Linked DNA regions of Homo sapiens: region 2 is linked to region 1. Evidence: chromatin loops called from intact Hi-C (ENCODE). Cell type or tissue: Calu3. All regions are shown on one strand. Each heading gives the region's core, and the rest is flanking DNA. Links, peaks and the distances in the headings are about the cores only. Region 1 overlaps SLC10A7 (solute carrier family 10 member 7). Region 2 overlaps TTC29 (tetratricopeptide repeat domain 29).

Region 1 (2,500 bases), core at 1-2,500:
CCCCCAAAACCAAAAATGGCCATACACAAACATTTGAAAGTATAATTTAGAGTTTTTGATATTCTGTATTTTGAACTAACTTGAATCAGTGTTAGTGTTTTAATAACATCAGACATAAGAATGTAACCATGCACACATATGTTTATACATAAATAGGATAAAATTTCACCATAATACATCTCATTATTACATAGTATTCTATATAGTAGTTGGACACAATATAATATGTCCTCATTCATTCATTCAATGCTAATTTACTGAGCACTTATTATGTGCCAGATACAATTCCAGAAGTCAAGGATACAGTGTGACAAAAGTTCTCTGCCTTCTTGGGGCTTACATGTTCTATTAAAAAGTAATGTATGGTAAAGCCTTCTAAAAAGACAAATCTATGAGATGGATGCTAACCTTATAACACTAGTTTTTTATTTAAAAATTTGGCTTTGTTTTTAATACAGAAAATATTATAAGGAACAATGAAATGGTTCATAATCTTAAAACACAAATAACCCTTGTCGGCCTTAAACAAAGTTATACATGAATCTCATTAGAAAATTTTTAGTTGTATAGAAAAGTACAAAGAAAAATTGAAAATTTCTAGCTCCCTCTCAACTCAGAAACATTAGCAATTTCTTGTAATTCCTTACAGAAAAAAAACAGTATCCACCCATTCCTCTACCCACCTACTCATCCATCTAGCCTAGCGTTCTTAACTTATTCAAATTTATACAGTTTTCTTAAGATAATCATACTATACACAGTATTCTGTACATAGCTTTATCTTTTCCCACTTCTCTATATTTCCTGGAGCTCTTTCCATAAAAGAATATATAAGCACACCTCATTCTTTTATTTGACTGATTTTATTTTTTAATGTAGAAGTATTTTATCTATCTCTAAATATCTCACAATTCTAGTTTAAAAAGTGATTATACAGTTTTATCTGAAATTTATAAGAGCTGTTGTAGATAGTGTTAAAAGTATAAAGACTTAGAAATCATGACCTCCAAGAGGAAGCCTAAAAAATTACTTTTAATTTATTAGAGAACAGCAAATACAAGAAAAAAATAAGAAGAAATAAATATCTGTTTTGGACAAAAACCTTACCAATAGTTCTATTAGATCACACACAACGTAACAATCTTTTAAGAATGTCTTTATATGTGAATTAGAAATACTAGTGAATTTTTTTACCAGTAAATTTTAATAATAGTACTATTATTAAAATTTACAATCATCATTTTTTAGAGTTTCACTTAAATTTTTCAATAAAGCATGCAATAATTACTTTAGAGCATTCTATTTATAATACTACTTAAACCATATATTTGCTTCAGGGCCATATTTGATATTCAAATGTGATAAGAATTCTTAAATTTATAAAAATATTATGCAAAATAAAATACAGGGCACTAGGTGGTGCTGTGGGACCTTCCAGATAAACTAACACTGCAAAGGTATGCATTTGACAAATTAGTTGTGTGGTTGATTCTATATATTTAAATATACATTAAATATTTTTTATAGATAAAACAATGCACATAAATAAGAAGAGTAATATAATGAAAAAGCAAAGTTTTGATGGATGACCTCTTTGAGGAAGATACAACCCCGTTTCATAATCTCATACCCTAACTCCTGTGTTAAGCTATTAAAAAATCTTTATATAATAAATGTCATTTTTGAGGCATGCTTGTCAATCAACTATTATTTTCATTTACCTTTAAAGTTATTTTTTCATATGACCAAGAATTTAAAAGATGAATAATTATACATCCTTGTCAAACAATTTTCTATTAGGTGATTTCTTACAACACAGTACTGTAATCTTCTTGGGTTCTGTTTTTCTATTTTCCCCAGACATGACTGCTTGCTATAGAGCTACTAATTCAAATACTGACAGCCACCAGACTGGCAAGGTGAATGTGCAGATTGGGCCACAAGTAAAATAATAGGAAGTGAGGGCAACTTAGGAAACCCAGAATATAGAAAGCACATCTGTGGTCTGCATGTGGCCTGTGGGCCACTCATCTGTGACCTCTTAAGTCCAACATGTTCCTAACCATTTATCTATGAGTGACACATCTCAAAGATAACCTACAAATTTCAGTTCAAATGAAGGAGTGTAAATGCTTCTCAATTGTCCTTCTACAATGTTTAATCACTTATGTATGTCCTTCCTTAAAGAACAGAAAATATTAATGATGTGGGAGATAAACTAGTGGTCAAGAGCATTACTCGTCCATGATGAGCTACTGATTTAAAGAGAAGTACAGATTTAGTAGTCTTTTTATGGGCATGGTCTTCCTCTTCCCTGCAGGCACTTTCATGATTGTGAAGTACAATAATAAAGTACTTAATATTGAATTGATAGAAATATATGTTTAACATCAATAAAAAAAGGATAGAATTTATTCCCACTAGTAGTGATGGTGGAACTTAATATTACAGGTACAAGGTAAGAATGAAAATGAATTTTTAACAAATTCAACAAAACTCA
Region 2 (13,377 bases), core at 4,551-7,050, 570 kb after region 1:
TACTTATTCCTGTCCTCCAATTGCGATCGATAGAGGAGAAAAGTATGGAGAAAGGCAGTGAGATGCTTGGAGGGCCATGTTCTCTTTCTCTTTCTCACTCCAGTCAAATGGAGGGGCTCAGAGAGTAGAAAAGTCAACATCCTGTGAAATGCAGTGAGAGCCAAGAGTAGAAAACACTCATATCCTGCTTCCCATCTAGGGTTATTGAAGGCAGGGAGGATTACCAACATCCCTCTCCCCACCTCCCTATACGCAAGGGCATGCAAAGGCAGCAAAAGTCCCTGCATAGCACTTCTAGGCAGAAGAGGACCAGAACCAACCCTGTAATTGCCCACAGCCCATGAATGGTATAGGAGAAGGGACTTAATATTCCAGTGGGCATCATGTGTGGCCCAGAATTTACTGGGAGGAGAGGGCTGATAAGTCTGTCACAATGTCATCTGGCCATAGCAAGGAGATGTATCCTAATGACTGCTCATGGGCTGCCCACTGGGGACTGAAGGAAGACACAGCTAAAACTGAAATGAGCATACTGGGGAGCTCCTGAAGGGTTCAGGTCAGCATATTTCCAGAGCTCATAGAACAAAGACGGATCAAGTACATCAGAGATGGACACATGTAAAGGACTTCATAAGCTAGGAATGCATTCAGCTATAAGTAAAAGAAACTTGTCTCACAGTGCTGTGAAAAATGGAGGTTTCTAATTTTCTTGCCTAAAGGCAGGCAGCTGAGGGCCTTGGTTCAGTAGCCTGGCAAGTTCAAGACCATGTCTCTGGGGTTATCTTGACTTTCCCTCCTTCTGGTCCCTTACTGGTTGCTACAGGGCTGCTACAGCTTCAGACATTAGGTCTACTTTCAAGACAGGAAGAAAAGGGAAAGTGGGTTGGCACTGGCATCCCTTATTTTAGGGAAAAATGAAACATTCCTGCAACCACTAGCGGATTTCCACTTGTTTATTGGCCAGAACCCTGTCACAGCCCCACTCCTCACCTTGGTGCAAGGAGTCTGGAAAAACAAATACCCTGCCTGCTCTTGGGCATGTTGCTGCCCCCAAGCAAAACTAGAGCTATGTCTGCAAAGATGGAGGAAGGAATGGATACTGGCCAGACAAATGCAGTGACAATTACAAAGTCCTAGAAGTCAGAGGTGTCCAGTCTTTTGGCTTCTCTGGGCCACATTGGAAGAAGAATTGCCTTGGGCCACACATAAAATTCACTAACACTAACAATAGCTGATAAGCTAAAAAAAAAATCACAAAAAAATCTCATAGCCTTTTTAAGAAAGTTTATGAATTTGTGTTGGGCCACATTCAAAGCCATCCTGGGCCGCATGTGGCCCACGGGCACTGGGTTGGACAAGCTTGTTCCAGGTCAAGATCTGAAAATAAATGTTGTTACCCCAGGGGGTTACCAGATAAAATGTAGGATGCCCAGGTACATTTTAACATCAGATAAACAATGAATGATTTTTTTATTAGCAGTATTCCCCAAATATTGCACAGAACATACTTATTCTAAAAAAAAATTTCTTGTTTTTGAAACTCAGACTGAACTGTATGGTCTGTATTTCTATTTGCTAAATCTAGTAACTCTACTCCCCTGAAGCCCCGAGTAGTGCGCTGCTGTTTCCGTGTAGGAAAATAGGGTGAGGGGAAGAAGTTTTAGAATCTTGAACAACCTGAGAAACTGCCGAATTGGACTGACTTTACCTGAGAGTGACAAGATTGGATTTTTACACTAGGGAGGATCAAGGCTCAGGGCCAGGAATTAAAATTAAGTTATAAAAAAATAAAGACTTTCAATTTAGCATTCTCGAGTCTGTGAGTCAGAAATTCACACCTGATCCAAGAGAAGGGAGGGGAGGAGGGTAAAACCGGGAGCAGGAAGAACAGATGGGAGACTGGTGGTTGTGGAAAGGAGAGGTGCTGGGGGTGGAACCAGGGTAAAGCTGGAAGGATAGAGAGAAGTAGGTGATTTCAAAACATTTTAAGGAGACAAAAATATGGGTTACTTGGTGATTCAAAGGATATCAAGGGTGAAGGAAAGGGAGGAGCAAGGATAACAACCAGGTTTTGGGATTGGGTAATGGGTAATTAGTAATTTGCTGAAGAGGGGAACACGAAAGGATGAACAGGTTTGGGGAAAGATAATGAGTTAAGGTTCAGATAACTGGAGTTTCAGGAGCCTGAGGGGACCTCCACGTGTTACCCTAGAAGGCAGTTTGGGGGGTGACATAGGAGGCCTGAGAGGACAAGGGGTTGTAATCTTGCTCACACAAGCAATGCCACCTTTGTATGTGTATGCACTGGCGGCCAGCCGATCTTCCTAGGAGTGAAGAAAACATTTGGGGGCCAAAATGAAGAAAATTATAAATAGATAAAAATTAAAATTGACCATAAATGATACAAATAAATGCTAGATAGGGCAGTTAGAAGGCTGTCTCAGTTCTAATCACAACAGGGTCAGAAATCCAGAAAAATCACTCTGGGCCTCATTTTCCCCACCTGGAAGATGAAGGTGCTTTTGCTGGATTTGGTCCACCCAGCATCTAGCTCCACGTCCACAGGAGGCACATTCTAAAAGTATTTCAGAAATAACCAATCCCACGTTGTGTGTAGTCTTGGTGGCATGGAAATTCAGGGACTCCCTAGCCAAGGAGTGGGTTATTGACCCAAATTAGGCCAACTGGTCTCTCTCCCAAAATTCTGAAACCAGAGGCAAGCAACATAAAGGTGTAGGAGGTTGCTGGTGCTCAATCAATCTGGAAGAATCTTGACAAGATTCTCTCGTAGTTCCTGCTAACTACGTCCATTTGAGAGGGCTGGGTCTGGTCTTTTTCTTCTGATCTGGGTTCTCCTCTAAATTCCACCATAACCTTTCAATAAAATCATTTCCACTTGATTTAGTCAGAATCCATTTCTGCTGTCTGTGACCAAAGAACACTAAGTGATTCAGAAGGGGTTGGACAATCATTTCCACAATGCCTTTCAGCTTCAAACATCTGTGATATATAACTGATATCAATTTTTAAAATTTCTAGTACATTTTTAAAAAAGATCATTCTTTACAGATGATGTTACAAATAGAAATGTATTTAAATATGCATATAGAACTATGCTGGTATCATCTCTATTTTTTACACACATGCGCACATACCTATGCATACAAATATGCTACTGTTTAAGCCTCATTGCTAATATTTGAGAGCAAGAAAAGACAATTATAGTGGTTTAATAAATAGGTTCCTATCTAAACCTTCATAGTTATTGCAAATTATTTCTTTTAACCAGAAAATCTTCTTTTATTAAAATAAATCGGCTATCTAAAAAAAAGGAATGTCAATCTCTACCATTAGATTTGAATTTCTCAGGTTTTAAATTTCATAACAGAGAACCATAGCCCAAGTTCACTTGCTGTATGAAAGAGAATTGTTTTAAACACAAATAGAAATATAAACAAAACTCAGATTTATTCGCTTAATCATTATTTCATTTGGCCATAAACTTTTTAGGCTTTGGTTTCATTTACACATTAAAAAACTTTTATGAATATTAGTCTAAATTAACAGATGCTGTTTTTAAGCATCAGAAAAAGAAAAATCTTCTTGAACTGATGCCATGATACTGGATGAAAATAGAGAATGCTGGTAAAATTTATGGAGAGATTTAATATTAGGAAATATGAGGAGAGTTCATCTGACAGGAAAAAAACGTGCCATTCACAGAAGCAAAAGTTGTCACATTCGTGGACATGCTGAATGTATCCTGAGGAAGATCTTTGCCACTGCAGATACTTGGGGCTGCAACGAGATAAGGGATGCAGCTTGAGAATGCATTTGAGAATGAAATTAAGTAGTCAAGCATTTCATATGGGTTTTATTGCCATTTAAGGGCATTATTCATTCAATGGAGATGTTGTTAATTGTTTTGAATTCACATCAACATCTCCCTAAAAAAATGCAGAGATTTAAAAAATCTAGAGACTGACAGAAAGCAGAGCTGAACAATATGGCATAACTCCACAGCAGGTGAATATATAGAGATGCTGGGAAATGGAGAATTTACTGCTAAACAGCCATGGAGATATTATAGTGTTTTAAAATTCTGCCTTAAACTATTTTGAATAGCTACTATTTATAGAACACCCACAATGTGTCAGGCACTGTGTAGACATCATTTCTAACTGGCACAATAACTGTATAAAGAACTACTTCAATTTTTACAAATTAAAAAACCTGTCTTCAGTGAGGTTGTGAATTGCCCAAAGCCATACAAGTTATTAATAGTAAATGGCAGAGTTGGAATTCACACCCAGCTCCCTCTGGTTGCAAATTCTGAATTCTTCCCATTTCCCTACATTGCCTCCTATTATATCATGTATTGTTGCTTTTTCTTCTTCTCCTCCTCCACACAATGTTTTATTTATTGCATTGATTAGGAATTTGATGTTATTTGACAATTATGATGCAATCTTTCAATTGGTAAGCCATTCTCTTTATCCATGGCAATCCATGTTTAGGTTGGGTTGGAGACAGAGATCAGTATCATTTTGTGACTCCCCCAGAAAATCCTTCTCTTTAAAAGGAGAGAGCAGACAGCCAGCAGCATCCAGGAAGAGCAAATTAAATGGATATGGTTCCCACTCAAGGGTGTAAACTCTAACGGGAAAAACACTGACAAAGACAAACATTTAAAAGGATAAAAAGCATATACTTCTATAAATATAAAAAAGATGAATAGATGCAATGAATAGAAATTACAATTTATTTTACTTTCTCTGCACCTAAACTAATAAATCTAACAAGTAATATAAAACCACCTAAGTAGGTCTTTGTATAAGTTATTAGGTGAATTTTTAAAATCAAAGGCATTATTGTATATTCAATTATATGACTGATATATTTAACATATTTTTTTCATAGGATAAACTGAATTATGGAATCAAGATGAAGCTTTACAGTCAGTGAAATATTTCAAAAGCGGTTCAATAAAAAAACCGTACTTTAAAACAAGATCATAAAATTTTCATTTAATCTGACAAAGATAAAATCAAAAGATATGTAACATCTAATCAAAAGTCAGGATAATACTTTTATTTCATTAAGTTAATATTTATAAGTCACGAGTGGGTTATCCATGTGTCAGTTATAACAGTTTTACATTCATATGGTAGGGATAAATGTTACTGGAATCACCTACGGGATAATTACATTGACTTAAATTAATACTTAAATAGCTTCAGTTAATATAATTTCCTTGGAATAAAGTGAATCACTATTCTTACCTATCTTTTTCGGTGTAGATAGATATTATGTATATCGTAATCAGAATTTAAAAAGTCATTTCTTGACATACACCTACTAACTGATAAAAATTATATGAGTTGTTTATGTTTTATAGTTTTTGGTAAAAATGCTATTTTTTCCCAAAAGCTAAAATAACAATATAGCATTTTCCTAGCCATATAAATGTATAAAGAGAGAGAAGTTAAAAAGACAAAAAATTTGAGAGTGTTTAAAATGACTTTTTACTTTAAAGCCATATAGAATTATAATGAAAACTGAAAGCATTTTTCTTAATGCTTAGGTTGTTCACAATTATTAGTCATAGTATTGATTAGCAATGATTAAGAATTGGGCTACCAACAGCCATATATGTATTTTGTAAGAAAGATTAGTGAGTTAAGATTTTTAGAATTCTTAATTTATTTTCCATGCACTTCAAAATATAGCAAGAAAGAAGTTTCAATATAAAAAGGTCTTTAAATTTACATGATTTCCAATGAGTTGACTGGTCTCTGGGGGCATCTACTGGAAATTTAGCAAACTGCAGTTACATCATGTAAATTTGGTAACTTTCACTATCCATCCTAATACAGATATTATTTTAATTGATATGCAAATAAGTTGACAAAGAAGATAAATGTAAAGTTATGCATGGTATTCTATCTCATCCATCTGGTAACAGCAAAACATGTAGCTGTCTATGAGATCAGTTAACAAATATTCAACTGTTAAAAATGTAAATAGGGCAGGTGGCATACCATAGATTAACAGTTTTCAAAGCATCCAATTCTTATTTTTGGAAAAATTAGAAAAATATTTTATACTTAAACATTCACATATTTAATGAGAAATTTTTATTAATCCAAATAAAATATATATATAAAGCACTTTTAAATTATGATGGATTCTCTAAAACAAATCATTTTGTATCTCATACATCCACCAATCATAAATAATATGACTACTGCTTATTTTCTATATGATTTAATTTAATTATTACATGTTAACATCTCAAAAAGTAGAATTTATTATACTTGGATCAGAAGAATTTTTCATTATAGTCATTACAACTAGAATTCATCATTAAAATGAACATTGTTATTAATGTCCTCTAAACATTTCAGAACCTCCTTAAAGAATATTGAACATATAATGAACACAATACAATCATTTCAATGTATTATAATTTAACATATTTTAATTAAAAAGCTCTTTTTATAATATTATGTTATGACTAATCATATAATTTAAATATCACAGCCATTATAATGATCTTGATTTTTTTGCAGAATTTATAGACCATATTCACTTTGAGAGATTAAAAATATAATTTGAAAGTATAAATATTGTGATATGCTTATATTTTACCATTATATATTTTATATATTGCTGTAAAATTTATATAATTTATATGTAATTTTTATAAAATGCAATTAGATATTATATACATTATATATTATTTATAATATATAATTAGATATTATATAAATTATATATTATATATTTATATAAAATTATGCATTATATAAATTTTATATTATATTACTTATATTAAATTATATGATACACAATTTATATAAAATTATATATAAAAATTATATAAAATTCTCCTTGTAAAGAGTCACATAACATTTTAGCTTCATTCCAAAGAGATTGTCTAATGCAATATATTAATTTATAATTTTTCTAAAAATTTCTTAGAATTGCTATCCAAATAAATGATTTCATCTTTTATTATATGAACTGAAAAAATTAAGCAATATAAAAATATTACCAAAAAGTCAGAATATAAATATTAATATAGCATTCTGTTTCAGTTTTGATTTAGACTCAATTTAGGTAGATAGGCCAATTTAACAATTTTAAATACATAAATAAAATCTGCCCCCCAGAACATTTTATGGAATAGAATTTTTATGTGATTATCAAAACAGTTACGCGTTTACTAATTTGAACTTTAGACGAAACTGTTACATATGCAAGTTTTGCTTTGTATTTTTGGATTTTTTATCTATTAATAATAAAGAAAAGCATAGTCAGAATTTCAACATTTTAAAAGTATATATACAAATTGAAAAATGCTATTTTGAAAAAACTAACCTAAGTTCAACCTTTATTTTTTAAGAAAAAAACTAGTAATAATTAAGGAATAAAGTTTATCCTCTGGCATTTTGTAAATAGTACTATCACTAATATAACTCAACGAATAATAAAAATATCTAAAAATTTGATCAGTAAAGATTCTCTCAATAGCCTGATAAGAATTCATTTCAACATGGGTGATTATATTTTAGAAGTTATGAAATATTTGTGTAGAATGGGACAGAAATTATTTCACAGATTCTATTTTGATAGAACTGATGTTTTGCATTAAAGGCAGTCACTTTTTGTGAGATCAACAAATGTTTATAAACCAAACTATATTTTCATTGATGATTATTAACAAATATCAGAGGAAAGCATGCTTATTTAGCAAATAGTACAGGACTATAATCTTTACAATAACTTTAGATAATTTCCTTAATAACATAAAGGCATTTTTTATGTGCCCACTTGCTCAAAGTTATTTATTCAAGTGATTCCCATTTAATCAAATATTTCAAGTACAGTAATTGTTATCAACCAGGAATGGATAAACTATTCATCAGACAATAGAAAGTATTACCAAAATAGTTACCCACGGTAGCTGTCGCACAGCACTTCAGCATCATTCATTTTCTTTATCGAAAAACCTCAAACATACACATTTTTAAGACTTAAAAAAATACTGTTTGTTTTAGAAACATTTGTTGATCTCACAAAAAGTAACTGCCTTTAATGAAAACTTCTCTAGTAGTCTGGTAAAAAAGGATTGGAAGAAAAGCTCCTTATATGAGGTTAATTACATATGCAATTTTGATAAAAGTCTTATTACTTCCAAACTCCTTTGAGAAATTCAAACTTTATACAAAATAATTTGTGTAGAAAAATTTTAAGCCAAAGATTCCACATGGAAAGATATTAAATGAGTGTTAAAGGAGAATTTTTCAGGGACAGTATTTTCAAGCCAGGATTACAACACGACTCCAAACACCTTTGGCTAACTGCAGCAAATCATATGGATTCTTGTTCTTTTCTTTCAGATTACACTGTACTTCTCTACTATAGAAAAACCAGTTAAACCTAAGCTGAAAAATAAACCCTGGAAATAATCTTAGCTTTTAAATTGAGTTATAATGATACAAAATAAATTCAAATAAGTAATACAATTCTGGTGTATTATGTGTCCTAATATAACAAGAAGAAACATGAGGAAAAGAGGAGGGAAACAAAAAATGAGCTTCATATCACAGGACTACAAAGAGTGGACTAAATATACATGTAAATATCATCATACTCACTCATCAAATGATCATTTTTGTCTAAATTTGTATTTATAATTTCTATTAACAAAAAACTCCATAGAATATGATATTCACTCTGTTGTGTTCTTCTTTTTAAAACCACCCATCTTCACACTGACACTCTGTTTTTTGAAACATAATTCTATGATACCCTCCACATTTTTTGAAATTTTATTGTTTGGAAAACTTTTTCTCAAATAACATCATTTAAAATTTTCTTTTAGTTTTCTACACAGCATTATAAATAAAAGAACTATCAACTTCCCATATACATTCAGGGAAATATCAAACTTTTATTAAAAATGAAAAGCTGGAGAATATAAAGAACAAACTTAGTAAAAACAAGTTGCATTATAAAGAAAACTTCAGCTCACTGCATTTTTTTTTACTAAAGTATGTCATACATTTTATCTTTGCAAGAATTTGACAAGTTTTGCAAGTAAAATTCTGTTTCCTCTACACTTGCTAATAGTCATGAGAATCTGTAGTTTGCACCTTCCCATTAAAAATGTATTGTATTTTTTGAAATTATTCACCCCGCCTTTTATCCAGATCATGTCTTTGAAAGGAGGAAGTAGATAATAAATGGAATAATTCATGATTCCCCATTAAATATGAAACTTTCTTTTGCAGAGTTTAGAAAATGAAGTTCTACATAATGTACAAAAGTTGATTAGAACTTTTTTAACCTTTTCAAGAAAAAACCTTTCATACTAAACAACTACATGAGGAGCTTTCTCTGAGAAAGGTAAAACAATCAATTCTTTACACCTATAGGTTCGTCATATATATTCTAATGTTGCCCCCTCTAAACATATATTTCCCTATAATACTTTAAACATATTAAAAATAATGGCAAGAAAAATAGTATACATTGAGTTGTAAACATGACAAGTTTTTAAGAGAAATATAACGTTTAAAATACAAAGGGAAAAAAATCACATAAATTAAAAATGAAAACAAAACATTATTCATGCTCTTTTCAGTAATGTAATGGAAGATAGTGTAGGGGTAAATAACAAAAACTGCATGTGTATTTCTCTTACTATGGCATGTCTTCTAGTGAAGTAATGATATTTTGTCATGAGAAAAAAGTATATACACTTATAAAACTTATCTTTTACAAATCAATCATTGGTACTCCATTAACTACACTCTCTTGAGCCCCTTTTTTGATAAAATTTTTAAAAAGAAACCAAATGATTCTTAAGATGACTCCAGTTCTATATTTTTAGATATAAATATTCTATATGTCTTGGGTGAGAAATCTGTATGTCTTGGGTGAGAAATTATATATATTCTATATGTCTTGGGTGAGAAATACCTTAAGAGAAATGTCAAGTTCTGACTACTTAAGAGCAGCAGTTGATCTCATTTCTTCTTTGGGTTTTTAAGTTTCTATTATAGAAATAGTTCCTCATTTGACTCAACATATTTTGATTTTCCCCTTATCTAAAAATAAAATTAGAATACATTTCCCTATCAAACTTGAATGCTTAAAAGATAACTACCGAACTGTAAGTCATGTAAATAAATCTTTCATATTATGTGCTCTTTAATTACCGTTGCAAAGTAAGTGTGCGCTGCGCACATGAACAGTGAAGCCAGGAGTTTTCACAGACTATATGTATATGATAAACTTCCAGAACATAATAAAATGCTTTGGCTAGAAAACATCTGTGTATATATAAAAGATCTTGTATATAAAGATCTTGTTTTCCTGAATATCATATTAATTTTATTGCACCTATCTAAACATTTAGAAAATTACTAGTTATAACTAAGAATATGGAATTAGTACATACAAAAGTATATCAATAAGAACATTGCAAGAACAAAAGAAAGTATTTGCAAGAAGATGAAATAAAAGAGCCTTGGATTTAAACTTTTTTAAAAAAGTATAAAATAGATTAGTAGGCGGAGAACAAGAATATTTTTCTTTTGTATTACCATATAATAATGCAAATACCAACAAAAAGAAAGCTTGTATAATATTATTAGTATTAAACAAAATAGAATTCAGGCAGAAAAAAATTAAAGGAGCATAATAATATCAGATATTATTATAAACAGATCAATTTACTGAAAAATATAGCAGGTGGGAAACAATGCACCTAATAATATAGCTTAAAAATACATAAAATTAACAGAATAATGAGAAGACATCGATTTTAATTTTTTTCAGAAACTTACAGATAAAGTAGAGGGAGAAGTATTTCAACAGTAATTGCCTAGCTTGATTGAAATAACAGCCTCACACTAATATTTAGATTCTGAGAGATTTTTATATAATTATCTATCAAACAAATACAGAATATATACTTATTCGTCAAAAAAAGAAATATTTATAAAACCTGACCATGTACTGGTCACACCAGGAATTTTGTAAATTGATACATTTAGTACACATCCATGGATATACATCCATGACACACTTACTAAGCATGAGTAAAGATTTACTTCCCAATCCTGGATCCCCTACAAAAAAAAAAAAAAAAAAGAAAGAAAGAAAACACCAAAAACTACTCACTGCAAATTTAGAAATACACTTCAAATTTATTTTTTGCTTAAATGCAGAACCACTATGGAAATTTTCACATATTTAGAATTGAAAGAAAGAAGAAGTTATCACCGTATTTAAAAAGAAGGCTATAGATTTAAGTGCATTTTCTAAAAAACAGGAGCAACTCATACTAGTGAAGAAGCTAGCTTTCAACTCAGGATGATAAAAAAAAACCCTAACAAAACAAATATTATGAAATAATACTAAATAAAAATCTGAGAAGAAAATATTAACAGTAAGTTAATAAAATGATAAAAGAGAGACCAAAAAGTTGACACATAAAATGAAAGAACTGGTTATGTGAAAAGAAAAAGATATCTGTGCAAATATAACCAAGAAAAACAAAAACAGATAGTCACTAAACATAGTAGCACGAACGGAAAAAGCTTCTAATTATAATTATAGTAACAGCTAACTCTTACTATATGCTTAATGATGTGCCAGGTGCTGTTTTCAATACTTTACATGTAATTAGCCTATTTAAACCTGACAACATTTTTAATGAGATAGGTGCTATCATTTTAATCTCCATTGTACAGATGAGGAAACTATAGCACAAAGAGTTTAATTAACATGCTGAAGATCACACACACCTGTGAGTGATGGAGCTGGTTCATCAACAGAGGCAGTCCAACCCTAGACCCCGTATTATTAGCCATCATTATCTTTACACTCCCTCCAAGATACAGAGAATATTTCAAGAAATATAGAAGAGGCTTTAACATTATTAGAAAATATCATGTTAAACTTTATTGCAGTAAATATAAAATTTTACATAAATAGGCACTTATTTTTTAAAATAACAATAGCTGGAGAAGATTTAGAAGACCAGTTACAAGACCTACCTACCCCTTTTCCCCTGACCCCTACTCTCACCAAAGGAGAGAAACTATTCTGTTTTACATGGGAGTTCTACCAAATTTTCAATACTAAGAAATTCCCATTTCATCCAAAATGTGCTAGAGCATTGAAACGGATAAAAAATTATTTAGTCAATTTTACAAAATACAAGTAACCATTGTAATTTCTTTCACTGGGGGAGGGCCCAGAAAGACTGCAGAGGAAGAGATGTTTCTAGGTCCTTGCATTATCTGAAAAAATTTTTAATTTGCCCTCACTTTTAATTGAATAAGATAAAAATTCTTTAGCCAATTTTACAAAACCTTAAACTGTAGCATAAGAAAATTAAAATCGTAGCTCAATATCATTATTATTTAGATACAAAAATCACACACGCGCGTGCACACTAACACACAGAGAAGTCAATAAATCGAAACCATCGTAAGTAGAGTTTATCTCAGAATTGGAAGAATAGTTCAAAATAGAAAATCTAGTAACTTTAAATAATCTAGTAGGTGCTAGAAAATTATTTCACAAGGTTCAACACTCACACATGATTAAGAAAAATAGAAACTAAAAAAAAGTTTCTTTATCTTGGTAACGTGTATCTATTAAAAAACCTATGGCAAAGGGCTTTCTCTTTGGGATACATTAGAATAGTCTTCACTGAAGCCAGGAATGTGAAGAGACGCCGCTGTCAATGCTATTATGTAACATCATTGAAATGAAAGGTCCTTGTTAATGTGGGACTCAGTATTTTAATAATGTCAGTTCTCCTAAAATAACATATGAACTTAACACAATCCCAATAAAAGCTTAATGATATTTCCCCAACTCTTGACAAGATAATTCTAAAATTCATATAAAACAGTGAATATACAAGAAAAACTTTCTCATTTGGAACAAAAGGGACTGTCTGCCAAATATAAGAATGCATTTCAACTATATTGATAAAAAGATTAGTGGCATTAATATAAGAAAAGGCAAATAAATCAATATAACAGAATATATATGTACATGTATGTGTATAGGTATATGCATACACACATGAAAATTTGGCATTTAATAAAAGGAACATTTCAATTCAGGGTAAAGTTTTTAGGACAACTGATTTGCAAATATTACTGGTTTTATTTTTTTAGATTAATATTTTATATTCAACAAATAACATATATATAGCATGTGCTATATTACTTTTCTGCACTTAAGAATATACTTAATACACTTAAATCTCAGTTTCCTGATCATCTCCTTAACCCTAATTAATACATGTGATAGGTTTATATTAACATTGTCATGAAGATCTTT

What was found. Peaks named below come from ENCODE experiments on the same cell type or tissue, not always from the same donor. Only the 100,000 strongest peaks of a DNase experiment are listed, where the experiment ranks them.
Region 2: it touches region 1 in a loop (12-fold over the local background); 81 of 110 quality-filtered maps call a loop at or near these places.

The regions. Positions count from the first base shown.
Region 1 is chr4:146,341,372-146,343,871 of GRCh38, forward strand. The region is part of intron 5 of SLC10A7 (solute carrier family 10 member 7); the gene reads right to left. Among named protein-coding and RNA genes, the nearest start is that of MIR7849, 66 kb to the right of the region's middle. In Calu3, for the core only: no CTCF peak of the experiment used is centred there; a DNase peak (open chromatin) is centred at 1,430.
Region 2 is chr4:146,910,865-146,924,241 of GRCh38, forward strand. All of the region lies in intron 4 of TTC29 (tetratricopeptide repeat domain 29), which reads right to left. Among named protein-coding and RNA genes, the nearest start is that of TTC29-AS1, 16 kb to the right of the region's middle. In Calu3, for the core only: a CTCF peak has its summit at 5,773; no DNase peak of the experiment used is centred there.